Regions from separate parts of the Homo sapiens genome. Here regions 1 and 2 are each linked to region 3. Evidence: chromatin loops called from intact Hi-C (ENCODE). Cell type or tissue: PC-9. All regions are shown on one strand. Region 1 overlaps IQCJ-SCHIP1 (IQCJ-SCHIP1 readthrough). Region 2 overlaps IQCJ-SCHIP1 (IQCJ-SCHIP1 readthrough). Region 3 overlaps IL12A-AS1 (IL12A antisense RNA 1).

Region 1 (5,000 bases), 670 kb before region 3:
CTTGTTTCCTGAGACCGGCCAGGACTGTTTGGTTGTAAGTATCAGAAACTCAGCTCAAACTAATTTATAGATGTAAAAAAGATCATATTGAATCACATAACAGAAATACCCATGGTCTAACGTGCTTTAAGCACACTGAAACCCGGGCGATTGGGCAAGGTTATCAGGCATCTGTCTTTCTTCTTCTATAAACTCTGCTCTTTCCATGATTCATTCTCATGTGGGTTCTCACAACATTGCAACAAAGTGGCCACTGCCAGCTCTAGGCTTGCAGGTAGTTTCAGCTCTACTTGCTGAAACTTTAGATGAAAAAGAGGGCCTTTTTCTCATAGTCTCAGTACAATCCCCAGAGCAGCCTTTAATAGACCTGGCTTGAACCATGTGTGCATCTCCAAACTGAACCAACCACGGCCCTCTGGCTAGTCAGCCCGGGGGAATGGACCACCCTCTACAGTGATAGGGTAGGATCTGTTTCATCCAAAGCTCGTGGGTAAAGAGTTGGTGGATCCGCAAAACCAATGAAAAGGAGAAATTAATATTGGGCACGCAAAATCTACCCATGTGATAATCATGGTGCCTCCCTCACAGTTCACTTGTGGTAAGGATTGAATGAGAGAATCAACACAAAAAAGAGCTCTATGTATGTCAGCTATTGTTTCCAAGATACTCAGATTCAATGTATCCTCTCTGATGGTGTCCTCTTTTGTCCATCCCTAAATTCAGCCTACTTGAGTTATAATGTATTTTGAATTTTTTATAATTGTTTGGTAACATATAAAAAATAGTACTTTCTCATAAAAAATCAAGATTTCTGGCTGTTCTTGAAAAGTTGAAACCAATTATCAACTGCACCAAAGCAGGGTTGCCCACACTGCCCAGTCTGTGCCCCACTGCACAGTCTGCCCCCAGCCTGACCCCAGGTGGCTTCTGAGAGCCTCTTGCCATCTTTGTAGCCTCAGACTTACTGCTCTTCTCTGGGATCCTCCTGCTTCCTGCCTGGTGTCTTCACTTCTGTGCCTTTGCCCAAAGATCTTCTTCCTCTCCATCAATCTCAATCCCATCCATGCTTCAGGACTAATTAAAATACTAGGACTCCCTCAAGCCTTCTCTAAGCACCCTAGCTCTCTGGGAACCCTCTCCTCTCCTCTTCTAGATAAACATATGCATTGGCAACCCGGACTGCACTGGCTGTGAGTCCCCCAAGTGGCTGTGAGTGCATGACAGAGCCAACCGCACTGCAAAACACACAGGGATATACAGAAAAAGGGCAGAGGCAGGCAGATTGTGCCACCCCTGCTATAAGAGAAGATACACAGGAACTGACCTAGCAAAAAGAAAAATTGTTGAAAATGTATTTGTCATCTGTTTAGAAGTAAACCCTTACACTTTATTTATAATTCAAAATATAGGAGCACACAACATGTGCTTTCTTACTTCAACAAGCCTTTAAATAATTATAATGAATAGCATTGTCTAGTTTCAAAAAAAAAATGTCAAGGTAGTGGGTAATTTACTCTGTAGCCACAAAGGAGACTTGTGAACAAGAATTATGGTAAATCTAGGAGAAGAAGGCTGAAAGTGATTCCTTATGATTGAGAGATGAGGTGCTTCTAAATTTTACTTTAGTTCCCTCTTACAGTAAAATAACATCTGGAGATGGTATTAAGACAGCTTAATACTGGAACAATTTAATCTTTGAAGGTCATGTTGTAGGAATCGCCAAGGGGAGTAAATAACATGTAAACACTTTTCTATGATACAGAGAATAACATAGCATAGTTCCATCATTAAAAAACAATGTAGCAATTTTGGGTAATAGCCTGGTGTGACATGATGGCCCTGTCATTTTTTGACCCCAAATGCTAATTTAAAGACTTGTCCAGCTTATCATCTAGTCCTCAAAACTGTAATTATGAAGGACAAGTAGTAATGAGAAATATATATATCATAGTATGTTTTAAAAATAATAAGATCGTGTAATAAATTGTTTTCACATATGTGGATGACTATAAAATAAATATTACAAAAAAACAGCTCCTGTATTAAGAAAGTCAGTGGGTGCACAGATGTTTTAAATACATATTTTAAAAGTACTTAATATTGTCACCTTATAAATTAGAAAAGAAAAGGATATCCATTAACTAGGAAGAAAATAATGTTGTCTTCTTAATATCTGACTTAAGGAGAACTGGTATGCCAATTTCCAAATTCCATAAAACCAGGAGGGAGAAGAGGATGTTTAAGTGCAAATTCCTTTGCAAACCTCTCATCTCAGTTTTGCCCAATGTTATTTGGTTCTTTAGAGGTGTCACACCGCCCTCTGGTGTTCAACAAGCTAAAATGTAGTATCTCAAATGGCCACTATATTTTGTTTTTGTATGTTCTGAATAATGAAGACGATTTAAAGGGAAAAAAGGACAGTGTAGAATACCTCAAAGTCCTATAAAGTTGTGGGTGTTCTATTGGTTGTCAACATTTTCTAATTTTTAGACAGCCTTTAAAATGTTACACATTCTGAGCTCTTGACGGGCAGGTTTAGAGACTTTAGGAACCTTCAAGCAGCAGAATTTGTTAGCTGGGCTCTGGGATACCCCAAGCAACTCAGAGGATGTGAACATCACCGACAGCTTCCTTAAGTTCACTCCTCTCTGATATAACGGGTCTTGAAGAAGCAAGAAGACCACCAAACTCAGGCAGGCAATCTTATGGGACTCCCTTTCCCATTCTGCTTAAAATCTTTAAGCCAAAGAAAAACAGAAATAAAAATGCACTTTGAGCAAGATTTCGTAATAAAACAGTGACCAAATATAATTCAAATTTGGGCCAGATTCTGCTTTAGTGAGGCTTGAAGTATGTATAATCTGAAGAGTCCTTTAAAAAAAAAACTCTAAAAGTATCTTATTTTTACAATTCTATACAAATCATGAAGAGCCCCTCATCAGGATCTTGGAAGAGGCTCCTGGCCTTTAAGTAAGAACCCCTAAAGCTTAAGTTTCCTAGCTTCAGGGAATTGGCTACTGACCCAAAAGTATTGTTTTCACTACAGTTGATGGACTTTTCCTTGAGCATTGTAATTCCCAGACCTTTAATAAATTAGGGAAAACATACAGATTCAATAATGTGGTCACATTTTTTTTGTTATTTATATGCTGTGACCATTGAGAATTGATGATCTTTGAACTATTCCAGCCAAATGAGAATAAATAAGTTTGTTGATTCAGAAACAACTTTAATGACATAGGTTGTGTGTGAAAGAATTACAGAGATCAGATGCTTCCAGGAGTTTAGAAGAGATAGTGATAGAATTAATACAGCTATCTTAAACTATTTTAAAAGGCTGAATCCTAACAACTAGTCCGCATGAACTGTTAACTCCCAGAAGAGGTTAGACTGTGTTCAGTGACCCCCCCTATGAAAATCGAGATGTTAATCTCAAAGATCACAAGCCAGTCTGATATGATTTGGCTCTGTGTCCCTACCCAAATCTCACCTTGAATTGTAATGATCCCCACATGTCAAGGGTGTGACCAGATGTAGACAATTGAATCATGGGGCAATTTCCCCCATGCCGTTCTGTTGATAGTGAGTTCTCAGGAGGTCTGGTGCTTTTACATGGGGCTTCCCCCTTTACTCAGAAGAGGTGCCTTCTGCCATGATTGTAAGTTTCCTGAGACCTCCCCAGCCATGCAGAACTGTGAGTCAATTAAACCTCTTTTCTTAATAAATTACCCAGTCTCGGGTATTTCTTCATAGCAGCATGAAAACGGACTAATACACAGTCCATGGGGGAATCACTTAGCTTATATTAAGAAGAGGTTTCCGTTATCCTGAGCAGAAGATAATTTATTTTTTCTGATACTAATCACAGAAAATAACTTCCTTAGGCGAAACCTGAAATAGCTGCCTAATGACATTACATTAATTCTCTGAGTAGTACGTAACACTTGAATAATCTTTGTCCATTTCTTTATTTATAATCTTTGTCCATTTCCTATTCCCTTCCACAGTATATAAAACCCATGATGTGGTGCTCTCGCCTGCCTTGTGCCCCACAGCAGGGCCACTGCATTTGGCCATGCAGACTGTGCTGCACATCACTGACACCTTCACCTTGCAGTCATGCAAAGGACTGCTCTGGAGCTGTGCACGGCAGAGTCCCTGTTCAGAGTCTACAGCTGACCCTGGCACAGAATGGCCCCTCAAAAATCACACATTGAGTGCATGCAGTAGTAGTCAGCCTATTTATTATTCTCATCTAAAATATAAGATGAAAAATTGAAAGAATTTGTTGTCTCATAAATCAAAGTACATTTACCTGTGCAAACTAGTTTGTTTTGACTGATGAATTTTATTATTAAGTTGACTCTTTTAGGCCGGTTGAGTGCAGTCAAGTCTGTGAAAGTCAAACCAGTAAGGTAGGGAGACAGTCTCCATGGCTGGATTGAAGTTAAAGTTCAGGTCTCCTGATTCACTACATCACATTCTGTATGTTCTACTTCCCTTGGCACCAAAGCCAATTCCTTCAGACTCCTTGTGAGTTTCTGAGTCTGTGGACCATGATCCAACAGTAATCATGTGTGTGCTGTTTTTTGTTTTGTTTTGTTTTTTCAGCATTCAGCGAGCATGGCGAGAGTACCTGCAGCGGCAGGAGCCCCTGGGGAAGAGGAGCCCGTCCCCACCCTCTGTCTCCTCAGAGAAGCTGAGCAGCTCTGTCAGCATGAACACCTTCTCCGACAGCAGCACACCCGTGAGTGTCATGTTTCTTTTTCTATGTCCTGACTTGACATTCAACTGAAAGCCTAGACTTTGGTTCTAAGAGAGAAATCTTGGGATGTGAGCAGGTGGTTTGTGACAGTGAAGATCTATGTAGCTTATTTGCTACCCAGGAACCCATGGTGAGAGTTTTGTCACCTCAAAATAAAGACACAATTCATAAGCACAAAGTGAACTTTATCAAGTCTGGAGAAAATAGATTGCATTTATGTGTTCTCATTTCTCTA
Region 2 (5,000 bases), 75 kb before region 3:
GCTTTATTTTTTGGAAATAAACACTGGGCATAATTTTTAGTTTATGACAGTAGTAAGCTGATTCTGATGAGTGTGTGTTTGTATGTGCACTTCTGCTTGTCTGCTTCTTGCACCAAAACATCCTCCAGCTGTGGGCCTTTTCCCTCTCTTTAGTAAAGCCTGTAAACAAAACCAGAAGCCATGGGAAAAGTGTAAAGAGAGCAGCAGAAAAGAACGTTTGCTTTTGTGAAAAAGCCCGCCACTGCTTGAATTTTAAAGAAAAGTTGATGGATCTTTTTCTGTTGCCTATATTAATAGAACAAAGCACTGCTCCCAGGGCAGAAGGGTCCTTCTCTGTGTTGGAAGTGAATTTCAGTCTCGTCCTGGAGCTCCTACCAGATGAGACTTTTACATGAGATTTTAAGAAATGATCAGTTAAAGGGGGAAAAAAGCAAACATCTGTGTTACAGGTCAGCCTTTAAATTATACTGTTTCCGTTTTGTCATGGGATACCCAGCTTTTAACTCAGTAGTGAAGTCGGCTGGGCTGGAAGTTTTCACATCTATTTTTATCCCACACAATCTACCCCTGGTTCAGATTGCTAGTTTCCTCACAGAGCTCCAGTCCACACTCGGCCCTGAACGCGGAGTTGAATCAGCTGGCTGAAGCTGAGTGCCTCTCTTTTCCTTTCTTGGGAACAGGAAAGGTGCTGTGGAGAGGAATTGGGGCGGGATCATTCAGGGGAAGGTGACAGCAGATGGTGGGAAGGCCGGAGTCAGCAAGCCAAGTGTCAGGGGCAGAGTGAGCCTCAGAAAACAGCAGCTGCCCGGTGCCAGAGCAAGGAAAGGCCAGGGAGGCTGGGCGGGGCAGTGTCTGTGGGACAGAGTGGGGCAAGAACACACACGGCCGGGCACAGCCTCTTAGCCAGCTCTCCATGTCAGTATGAGCAGTAACCAGGGAACTGGGCAATTGGCACATCAGCCTATCAGAATTCATGGGAGGTTATTTCTTAAGTGAAATTCTAAAGAGTTAAAGGATGAATTTGGACAGTGATGGAATGGATGACATCATCAGTCAAGAATCCTCATTGGATATGGAGGGGAATTATAAAAAGGTAAGGGGGGAGAGCTCTTTTGTTTATAAACAATTGAACCATTTTTCTAACTGGAGAAAGATCACCCTTGAGGAGTGGCCAAATTCCACACTCAGTGGCTATTGCCATAATATAGTCAGGAAAAACTAAATGCACAGAATCAAATGCATTAAGCTAGGAAAGTTCTTTCTGCTTTTCCCAGCTTATGTTCATTAATATGTTACAGCAGCAACTAAAACACACATGTTGTTATTCTGAAGTTGAAAAAATTCTATTATGCATTTAACTGCTAGGCAGGCTTTTTATGTGAAGGAATTTTTTAAAAATTATTGACATATATTTACAGTTCACTGGCAAAAAAAATTACTAGAATGTTTAACCTATTTTTCCAATTTTTTGTTTGATTTTATTGGCAATGAAAAATATCAAGTTTTAGTTAACATGTTTGGGGTTTTTAAAAGTTGATACAGTATCTGTTCATCTTTTCCCTGCCCTTTTTTTTGAAAGTCAGTAAATATATTTTGAGAATGTTTTATATGGTAATGTTCTGGTAATCACAGGCCCGAGTAAAAATAGCTTTAGTTATATGGGTGAGGTCATGAAATTAAACTACAAGTATATGCTTATCTGTCCACAGAAGCCTAAAACACACACTATGTCCTTCCCTCTTCATTATTTGCCACAAGTCAAGTGTAGTTCACAACATGGCATAACATGAAGAATAAAATCCCTTCCATCATGGGCCTGGAAATGAAGACCTCTTTACCTCAGAGGCAAATATCAGTTAATGATAGAACAGTAAAACTTGCTACTTAATTTTTAATTTGATCAAATACATCACTAACTTTTTTCCCAGGAATGACATATAGAAAGAAGCTTCTGTCGTGATAGATCCTTACGTATAGTAATGTAAAATATGGTAGTTTATATCTTATATACATATATGTGTGTGTGTGAGTGTGGGGACTGTTTTAAGTATATACTGTACTTCCTAGAGGAGTTCACAACAGCTTATGTTCTTTCTCCACAAGCTGAAACTTAAATATGTGAAAGCGGTTTCAGTAACCTGCCATGTTGCCGTTTGTGTTTTTCATCCCTTGTGATCCCCAAGACAGGAATGAGCACCAAGGTGATAGTTCGCTGAGTCTCATAACCCTAACACTTCCCAGCTGTCCGCTTCTGCCGGAAGCGATGTGCAAAAGATGCTTGGGACACTCTGCCGTAAGAGTCAGATTGCTTATCCAGCTCTGCAGAACAAGTGTAGCCATCTCATACTTCTGCTATTTTCAGTGTCAAAGAACTGGTCATGGTGTCCTTTGTCAGACCATTTCTCAGATAGAAGAGGATAGGTCAGTTTGCACTTAGGAAAAATGAAACATACCATTGCTAATGCATTAACAATGAAGTCATGACTGTTCTAGTTTTTTCCTACTTAGAAACAGAGGGAACCCAGATGCCTGGAATAAGTAAGCAGTGATACACCAGCAACCTGAGACAGGGCTGACTAAAGCTACAGACATGTACGGCTCAAGGAGCTTTAAAACATCAACAACAACAAAACAGAATTGCACTGTGTAACCCATTATCTAACAAAGGCAGTAGAATGCCGCATATGATTTCAGTATCTGATAGGTTAGTACAAAAAAACTGCAAGATGAAACTTCTAGATGTGTGGAGTGCTCAGAGATCAGTTCATTATGTTCCGGATCTTAAACATGAGGGTTGTTCTCTTGTCATTCCGGCCTTTTAAATACCTTCCTCAGGCAAAGTGTTTTCAAATGTTTATGTGTATCGTGATTATTATGAAGACTTCATTATAATTATCCTTCTTTTTTAAACCCACTCTTTGTAATTTTACTATGAGCTAGTGAAACAGGGCAACATACACTTTTTTAAAAATATGAGGAATAAGAAAATAGTTACCTAGTATAAAAATAACTTTCCCTAATTAGAATCTTCCTTTTCTAATTTTTTCGCTAATATTTTTCCTGTTTTGTTGGCTAAGTAGAAAATTAAATTAGATGCCGTAAAGTGGGGCTCTGCAGGCTTTTTTGACCTTGCATTCATCAGTAAGATGGTTTTGAGTCCATGCCTGTAATATACATATATTTTATTCAGAAATAGCACCCACCACTATAAAATACAATGTGTGTATGTAAAACATATACACAAATAGATATTTTAGAGAATAAAATGTTTAAAATATAAATATAAGTAAAAGTTGTAATTTTTTTTTTATCTCCTGTGGTACTTTCACCCCATTTTGAGGTCAATTGTCAAAAACAATTAAAAAATTGATACATCCCTGCTTAGGTACCATAGAATTCCCTGAACCAATTGCACTAATAAATACCACATGTGTATAGGGATTATTTTACAGGGTTGTTTTAAAGTCAGACAAACAGCCTTCAGGGGGAAAGGTCACTTTCTGATGACTAAAATTAGATTCCACCGAAGCAAAGGAAGAAAAAGATTATGCTTCTGTTCTTTTTCCGTGGGGAAGGTTTTGACTGTAAGAAAGATGTTTCATTAAGGACCTCTGGTTTATTCAATAGTAATAGTAAAACTGCCCTCAACAGAAAACATATCTTAGTGTTTAAGAAGAAAAGTGCAGACCTTAGCAGAATCCGAGGTGTATGTGTTCAGCCCATTATTTCCCTGCCCTGCTGTGAGCAAGTTCTGATCCCCTGATAAAGAACCACAGAGCTGATTGTCTTCAGGACCAACGTGGTATGCAGCATCTAAGTCAGTGTCCTCATCCATTCCACCATCATTTTTCCAAGAGCCCTCTCATGTTCCTGGCACTGTGCATGGCTCTAGGATCACCAAAGGGGGACTGAGCTTTCCCTCCAGGAGCTGACCGTCCCAATGGGGGAGGCACATAAAGGAACAAACTACATGGAACTGATGCTGCCTGGAGTGTCCAGATAGCCGGTGTGGACTTCTAAAGTGTGCAGCCATTTAGATCTTTCCCTGCCCCAGGAATGTGTACCTTAAACACGAGAGTTGTTTATGTGTACATTCTTGGGGCAGGGAAAGATCTAAATGACACTAATGGAGAGAGAGAAAAGGAAATCGGGAAAATTTAATATAGAATATGGCAGAAGACTGGCTCCAACTTTGTTCCAGAGCAGAGAAAATGCAGGGAATCTGGTATTGCCTTCTGTTCCTAGGCTACTGTGCACAGAATCAGGGAGCTGACAGCAGGGCGGTGAGTGGGCCCAGGGCCGGGCCAGCCGCTCGCTTCGCTTTGTTCCTCAGGGGTGCCGTCTCTAGTGTTGTGCATCCAATTATGGTGAAAGATTAGGGAGGACCCTGTGAAAAAATTAAAAGGCTGGAAGGAACAATATTTAAAGTGAAGCCACAGCTGCGCCTCATGTTTTTTTTAAAAGGTGAATGGAAATGACTGCTTGAGATAAACTGCAATAAACAGGAACACAGAATGCCAGCTGCCATTCCAGACAAGCTCTCTGCCCTCCCCACACAATTACTGAGGAAAAACAGCCGTCGACCTCCATTAACCCTCACGTCTTCCTGCCTGTGAGGGCTGAATACGCTTGAAGAACCATGTTAAGTTACCGAAGCCTGGGACCTAGCCCCACCTCAGCCACCTGGGAAAAATCTCTTCCGCTTTGTGGGCCAGGTTCTCCTTTTCTTAAAAAGAAAGAATTAGCCTGGTCGGTCTTAGATGTTATAAATATAAAGCTTCCTGGCTCGTGGTTCAGGTTTCTTATCATATCACCCCATTGGCACACCTCGGTTAGCCAGCATGGTCAGGGAATGGGCTGTTTCAGGTAACTAGAATTTCCGGTGAAATGCAAGTGTGTTAGATGTATTCTTGTTCTCACACACACATGCACACAAACGTGCACACACATGTCCCCTTCCATGTCATGGTCATCTTCTACAGCACTCTCTACTTGGTCTC
Region 3 (5,000 bases):
GTGGTTCACACGTGTAATCCCAGCACTTTGAAGGCCAAGGCAGGAAGACCACTTCGGGTCAGGAGTTTGAGATAAGCCTAAGCAGCATAGCAAGACCCTGTCTCTACAAAAATAAAAATAAAAATTAGCCAGGCATGGTGGTGTGTGCCTGGCATGGTGGTGTAGTCCCAGCTACTCAGGAAACTGAAGCAGGAAAATCTCCTGAGCCCAGGGGTTGGAGGTTCCATTGAACTATGATCATATCACCGAACTCCAGCCTGGGCAACAGGGTGAGACCCCGTTTCTAAAAAACCGACCAACAATAACAACAACATTTTCTGAGTACCTATTATGTGCCAGGTGCTGTCTCAGGTACTTTGGTCACACCAGAATTGAGCCAGGTACAAGTACAGTCCCTAACCTTGAGAACTACCAGCTGGTCTGTGGTGAAGTCAGGATTTGAACCCAGGCAGGTTGTGAGTTTTACATCAAAAGGGTTCTTCGAGTTCATTGAGTCCAATCCTCTCATTTTATAGATGAAAATGCTGCTTCAGTATTGTAAATATTTACAGTATTCTAAGGACTTTGAAACTATGAGATACGTACAAAGGAAGAAAGAGAGGCAAAGAACTTTTAAGTAGCTTGCCTAGGATTGCATAGCCAGGCATAAATGGCAGGGCTGAGATTCAAACCCTGACGGCCCAGCTTCAGTGTCCACACTGTTGACCACTAACCTGTCTGTCTTACTAAATGGGGAGTAGAATGTGGGCCCACTGGAAGCTGCCAGGCCTCGGGTCCACTGCAAGGCACCAGCCCTTCTCCCACATACCTGTCAGGATACCCTCTTCACCACCCAGCATGCCACACAAGGCCTGATCTTGAGGCAGAGAGCAGAAATGGGGTCAGTGGCAGCCCAGGCAACAAACTAGAGAGGAGTTTGTTCTCTGCTGTTTTCTCCCAGCCTTCAGTCAGCCTGGGAGAGTGATTTCCCAGCATCTCCCAAGTCATACAGAAAAGCCCTTGGAGACACAATGGGGGCCAAGCAAATAGCCCCCACCCTCCAGCTGAGCCCTCGCCACTCCTCTCTCGCCAAGTCCTGCAGCCCCTTTTGGCCTTTGCCTGACTTTGAGGGAACAAATCACCAATCTCCAATTAGGACTGACATTTGAGTGGAGAAACTTCAACAGATGGGTTGAGACAGATCTGCGGATTAGATACAGGGCCCTCATGAAATGTCGAGTCAAAAGTCCCCTCTGGGGTCTATCAGGCAAAGCACTCCAACTGGCCCTGAGCAAGGCAGGCCTGTGGAATCTGGACAGAGGCCTCAAGCCTGCCATCTCTGAGCCTGGGCTGCACACACACCACTCCTTGCCTTGCAGCACATTTTTGCAGCTACTTCCTGCTGTCAAAGAACAGACAGACTCATCTCCTTTGTGCTGATGTTTCTGGGTCCCAGCCATGTCAGCATCAGCCTACTTCATGCCCCTGCAATACAAGGAACCTGGTCTGAAAAGCCTTCTAACTCTGCTACTGCTTTCAGGGACCCACAGCCACTTTAAAACCATCACTCATCCCATATTTATTAAGCATACAATATGTGCCAGGCATTGTGCTCAGTGCCAGAGATCAAGTGGTAAATATGGCAAATATGGTCCCCTGCTTTACAGAATTGATGGTCCAATGGGGACACAGGCAATCACAACAAAGACTAATGATTATAGGGCTAGGAAACCTAGCTTAGTCTGGGGGGCCAGGAAAGACTTTCTGGAGGAAATCTGAGATTTAAAACATGAATGGAGTTTAAACAAGCAGAATGAAGAAGAGGAAGGAGAACTGGGCGAAAGAGGATTTGAGTCAGAGAGAGGAACACATGCAGAGGTCTTGGTTTGTGAAGAAATCCTCAGCTTTTAATTAGGGAATGCTGTGAAGAATGTGAGTGATAGGATGGCTATGGAATGTGGAGAAAGGAGGCTGGCAGGACAAGGATGGGCAAGGTCACCAAGGGCTTGTAAACCAAGTTAGAAGTTGTACTTATGAGGACAGCAGAAGCCAGTGTTGGGTTTTATGTAAGCAAAAGTGTGTCTGACTCAGCATTCCATGGTCATGATTCGAGTATAAAAATGAACTGGCCCAGCCAGGCGAAGTGGCTCACGCCTGTAATCCCAGCGCTTTGGAAGACCGAGGCAGGCAGATCACCTGAGCTCAGGAGTTTGAGACCACCCTGGGCAACACTAAAACACAAAAGAGTTAGCCAGGTGTGGTGGCACGTACCTGTAGTCCCAGCTACTAGGGATGCTGAAGCACGAGAATCACTTGAGCCCTGGGGCTGGAGGTTGTAGTGAGCCAAGATTGCACCACTGCACTCCAGCTTGGGCTACGGTGAGACTGATTCAAAAAAAAAAAAAAAAAAAAATGAGCTGGCCCTTGGGCTTGCCGTCACCTCCTCAGATAGGCCTCCGCTGAGCACTCTAGCTTGCCTGGGGAGGAGGGACAGAGCTTTGATGTGAATGGAAGCTGGAAATTGTGATTGTCCCAGGCGTGACTGGTAAGTTATGGGATCCAACTGGGCTATGTTTTAAAGACTTCAACATGGCTCCGTCGATCACATGTCTTGCAAAAAACCAAGCCTTCCATTTCATAGCCAACCAACAGAAGCTCCATCTGGCCCACTTGCTATAGTGAACACCAGAGGGAACCAAAGCCAGACCTTTGAGGAAGAAGTGTGAGGAGGGAGGTGGATGTTTCCCATAAAAGAGTAAACATGAACTTTCACTTTCTCTTGGACTCCAGGGAGGTATCAACAGCAACACTAAAACATTGAAACAGCATTACTTCCGCAAACAACTCACCCTGACAGAGTCTCATTCCTCAAAAAGAATGGTTTTAAAAGAATGGTGTGAACTCCACAAGGTTCAGCAGTAATAGTGAGGGAAACACAATAGGGGAAGGCCTGTGAGCTCATCCTGTGTGGGGAGGGGCCGGCAGGAAGTCCAGGCCCTGCCCTCAGTGACAGCAGGACTCCAACACTCATTCTGGAAGCCAAAATAAAGAAGGGGCGCTGACATGGGGTTGGTTGGGAGAAAGCTGCTTACCTCACAAAGAGGGAAACTAAAACTACCACAAATGTGAACTATGGCTCTGTGAGTGGAGCCAAGGGGAGCGGGATTTCCTCTTGCTGTTCAGGAACAAGGGTTTCATGAGGCAGGTCTCTGGGCCAGACAGAGCCCTCTGTTTCTGCCTGCACATGGCTTCATCCTCAGAGGGTCTTCAGGAAGAAATGAGGCTCGAGTGTTCAAAAGTTCCCATTAGTCTTTACCTTTGAAAGGCCATTTTGAAAAGACTGATGAAAACTTGACACGTGTAAATATTAACCATGTATTGAATTATACACACAGGAATGATGAGCACATCTCATCATCAAGAAACAAGCAGTTATTTTACAAACCACGTACACAATAAAAATCCTTCCATGGAAGCATGTCTCCCCATCTCTGAATACCACAACTCAAGTGTCTAGGTTTGAGGTTTACTCAGGCACTGGACTTTGAGAAGACAGCATTTATTTTTATTTTTGTTTATTTTCTAAAGACAGGGTCTCACTGTTGCTCAGGCTGGAGTGCAGTGGCACAATAATAGTTCAATGCAGCATCAGATTCCTGGGCTCAAGCAATCCTCCTACCTCAGCCTCCTGAGTAGCTGGGACTAGAGGCACACACCACCACACCTGGCTAATTTTTAAAAGTTTTTTGTAGAGTCAGGGTCTTGCTATGTTTTCCAGGCTGCCCTTGAACTCCCGGGCTCAAGTGATCCTCCTGCTGCAGCTTCTCAAAGTGTTAGGATTACAGGGGTGAGCCACTGTGCCCAGTCAGGAGAATAGTATTGATTGATGCATATGAGACTAGCATGCACTAGCATGGACCAGCCTTGACTAAGTCTGGCTCCTGAAAATGAGTTCATAAACCGAGAGTCTCTTTTGGTAATCAATGAAAATGATAAATGGGCTGAGAAATTGACCATTAACTAGGAAAGCTACAGTAATTGGATTCTTTTTTCATCTGGAGAAACGGGTTGAAGAAGAAAAGCCCACAGAGGCTGATGGGGCTTTTGGGAGGAGATCACTTGTTAAGTGTCATTAAATATATAAAAAGTTATGTGAAAAATGGTGAGCAAGATCTTTTTAAATCCACAGAGGAAAAATGAGAAAATGTACTTAACTAGCCACTCAGTCACCTAACCTAGTGGTCCCAACCTTTTTGGCACCAGGGATTGGTTTGATGGAAGACAATTTTTCCACAGGGGTGGCAGGCAGGGATGGTTTTGGGATGAAACTGTTCCACCGAAGATCATCAGGCATGAGTTAGATTCTCTTAAGGAGTGCACAGCCTAGATCCCTCACATATGCATTTTACAGTAGAGTTCACACTCCTGTGATCTGCTGATCTGACAGGAGGCAGAGCTCAGGCGGTAATTCTTACTGGCACTGCTCACCACCTCCTGTGCAGCCCAGTTCCTAACAGGCCATGGACTGGTACCAGCCCACAGCCCAAAGGTGGGGGCCCCTGCACTGAGGACCCCTGCCTTAACCCGTTTTGCACACTCTCTTCCCTCAACTACTATCCTCTGTGTCAAAAGCTATTTGGAGAATCGTGAAGCTTGCTTGTGCTTCAAAACTATGTAAAACTCATTCTAGGACTTTCTCTGCAGTTGTCATTTTTCAAAATGGCTGCCATGAAGCAATTGGCCAGTTTAACAGAATAAAGATCACTAGTAAAATACAGGAGTTCATATGAGTGGACACATTATCTTAGCTATCACATCTGTCCTTGATAGTCCCCTAGCCACCATGGCCAAGGTCACCAGCACCCTGTAAAAATGCTGATAACCAGGCATCAAAGATTTTGAGAACTTTCTAGGCTTCTCTCACATCACACTTGATTTGAGCCCCCTCCCTCTCCAATTCTGCTTCCTAAAACGCCATTCTTTTCCCCCAAACCTAGAGTTTTCCCACAGTCTCTGGGTGG

The links. Hi-C counts contacts between places; a loop is a spot of excess contacts. Peaks named below come from ENCODE experiments on the same cell type or tissue, not always from the same donor. Only the 100,000 strongest peaks of a DNase experiment are listed, where the experiment ranks them.
Region 1: a loop joins it to region 3, with 6 times the contacts of the local background. A loop is called at or near these places in 1 of 110 quality-filtered maps.
Region 2: a loop joins it to region 3, with 4 times the contacts of the local background. A loop is called at or near these places in 1 of 110 quality-filtered maps.

Annotation. Positions count from the first base shown.
Region 1 is chr3:159,257,937-159,262,936 of GRCh38, forward strand. IQCJ-SCHIP1 (IQCJ-SCHIP1 readthrough) reads left to right here. Exons shown (of 10, transcript NM_001414413.1): 4 at 4,612-4,747. It overlaps IQCJ (IQ motif containing J), which reads left to right. Exons shown (of 4, transcript NM_001042706.3): 4 at 4,612-5,000. The coding sequence ends at 4,795. Among named protein-coding and RNA genes, the nearest start is that of SCHIP1, 13 kb to the right of the region's middle. In PC-9, CTCF peaks have their summits at 2,352 (motif pointing left) and 2,556; a DNase peak (open chromatin) is centred at 2,255.
Region 2 is chr3:159,852,365-159,857,364 of GRCh38, forward strand. The region is part of intron 4 of IQCJ-SCHIP1 (IQCJ-SCHIP1 readthrough); the gene reads left to right. The region is part of intron 2 of SCHIP1 (schwannomin interacting protein 1); the gene reads left to right. The region is part of intron 2 of LOC124906299 (a long non-coding RNA gene); the gene reads right to left. Among named protein-coding and RNA genes, the nearest start is that of IQCJ-SCHIP1-AS1, 86 kb to the left of the region's middle. RefSeq lists a silencer at 516-810. In PC-9, no CTCF peak of the experiment used is centred here; a DNase peak (open chromatin) is centred at 2,497; H3K4me3 peaks cover 570 bases; H3K27ac peaks cover 2,125 bases.
Region 3 is chr3:159,926,895-159,931,894 of GRCh38, forward strand. The region is part of intron 9 of IL12A-AS1 (IL12A antisense RNA 1); the gene reads right to left. Among named protein-coding and RNA genes, the nearest start is that of IL12A, 59 kb to the right of the region's middle. RefSeq lists an enhancer at 2,791-2,940. In PC-9, a CTCF peak has its summit at 2,655 (motif pointing right); DNase peaks (open chromatin) are centred at 1,367, 1,987 and 2,817; H3K4me3 peaks cover 1,123 bases; H3K27ac peaks cover 4,028 bases.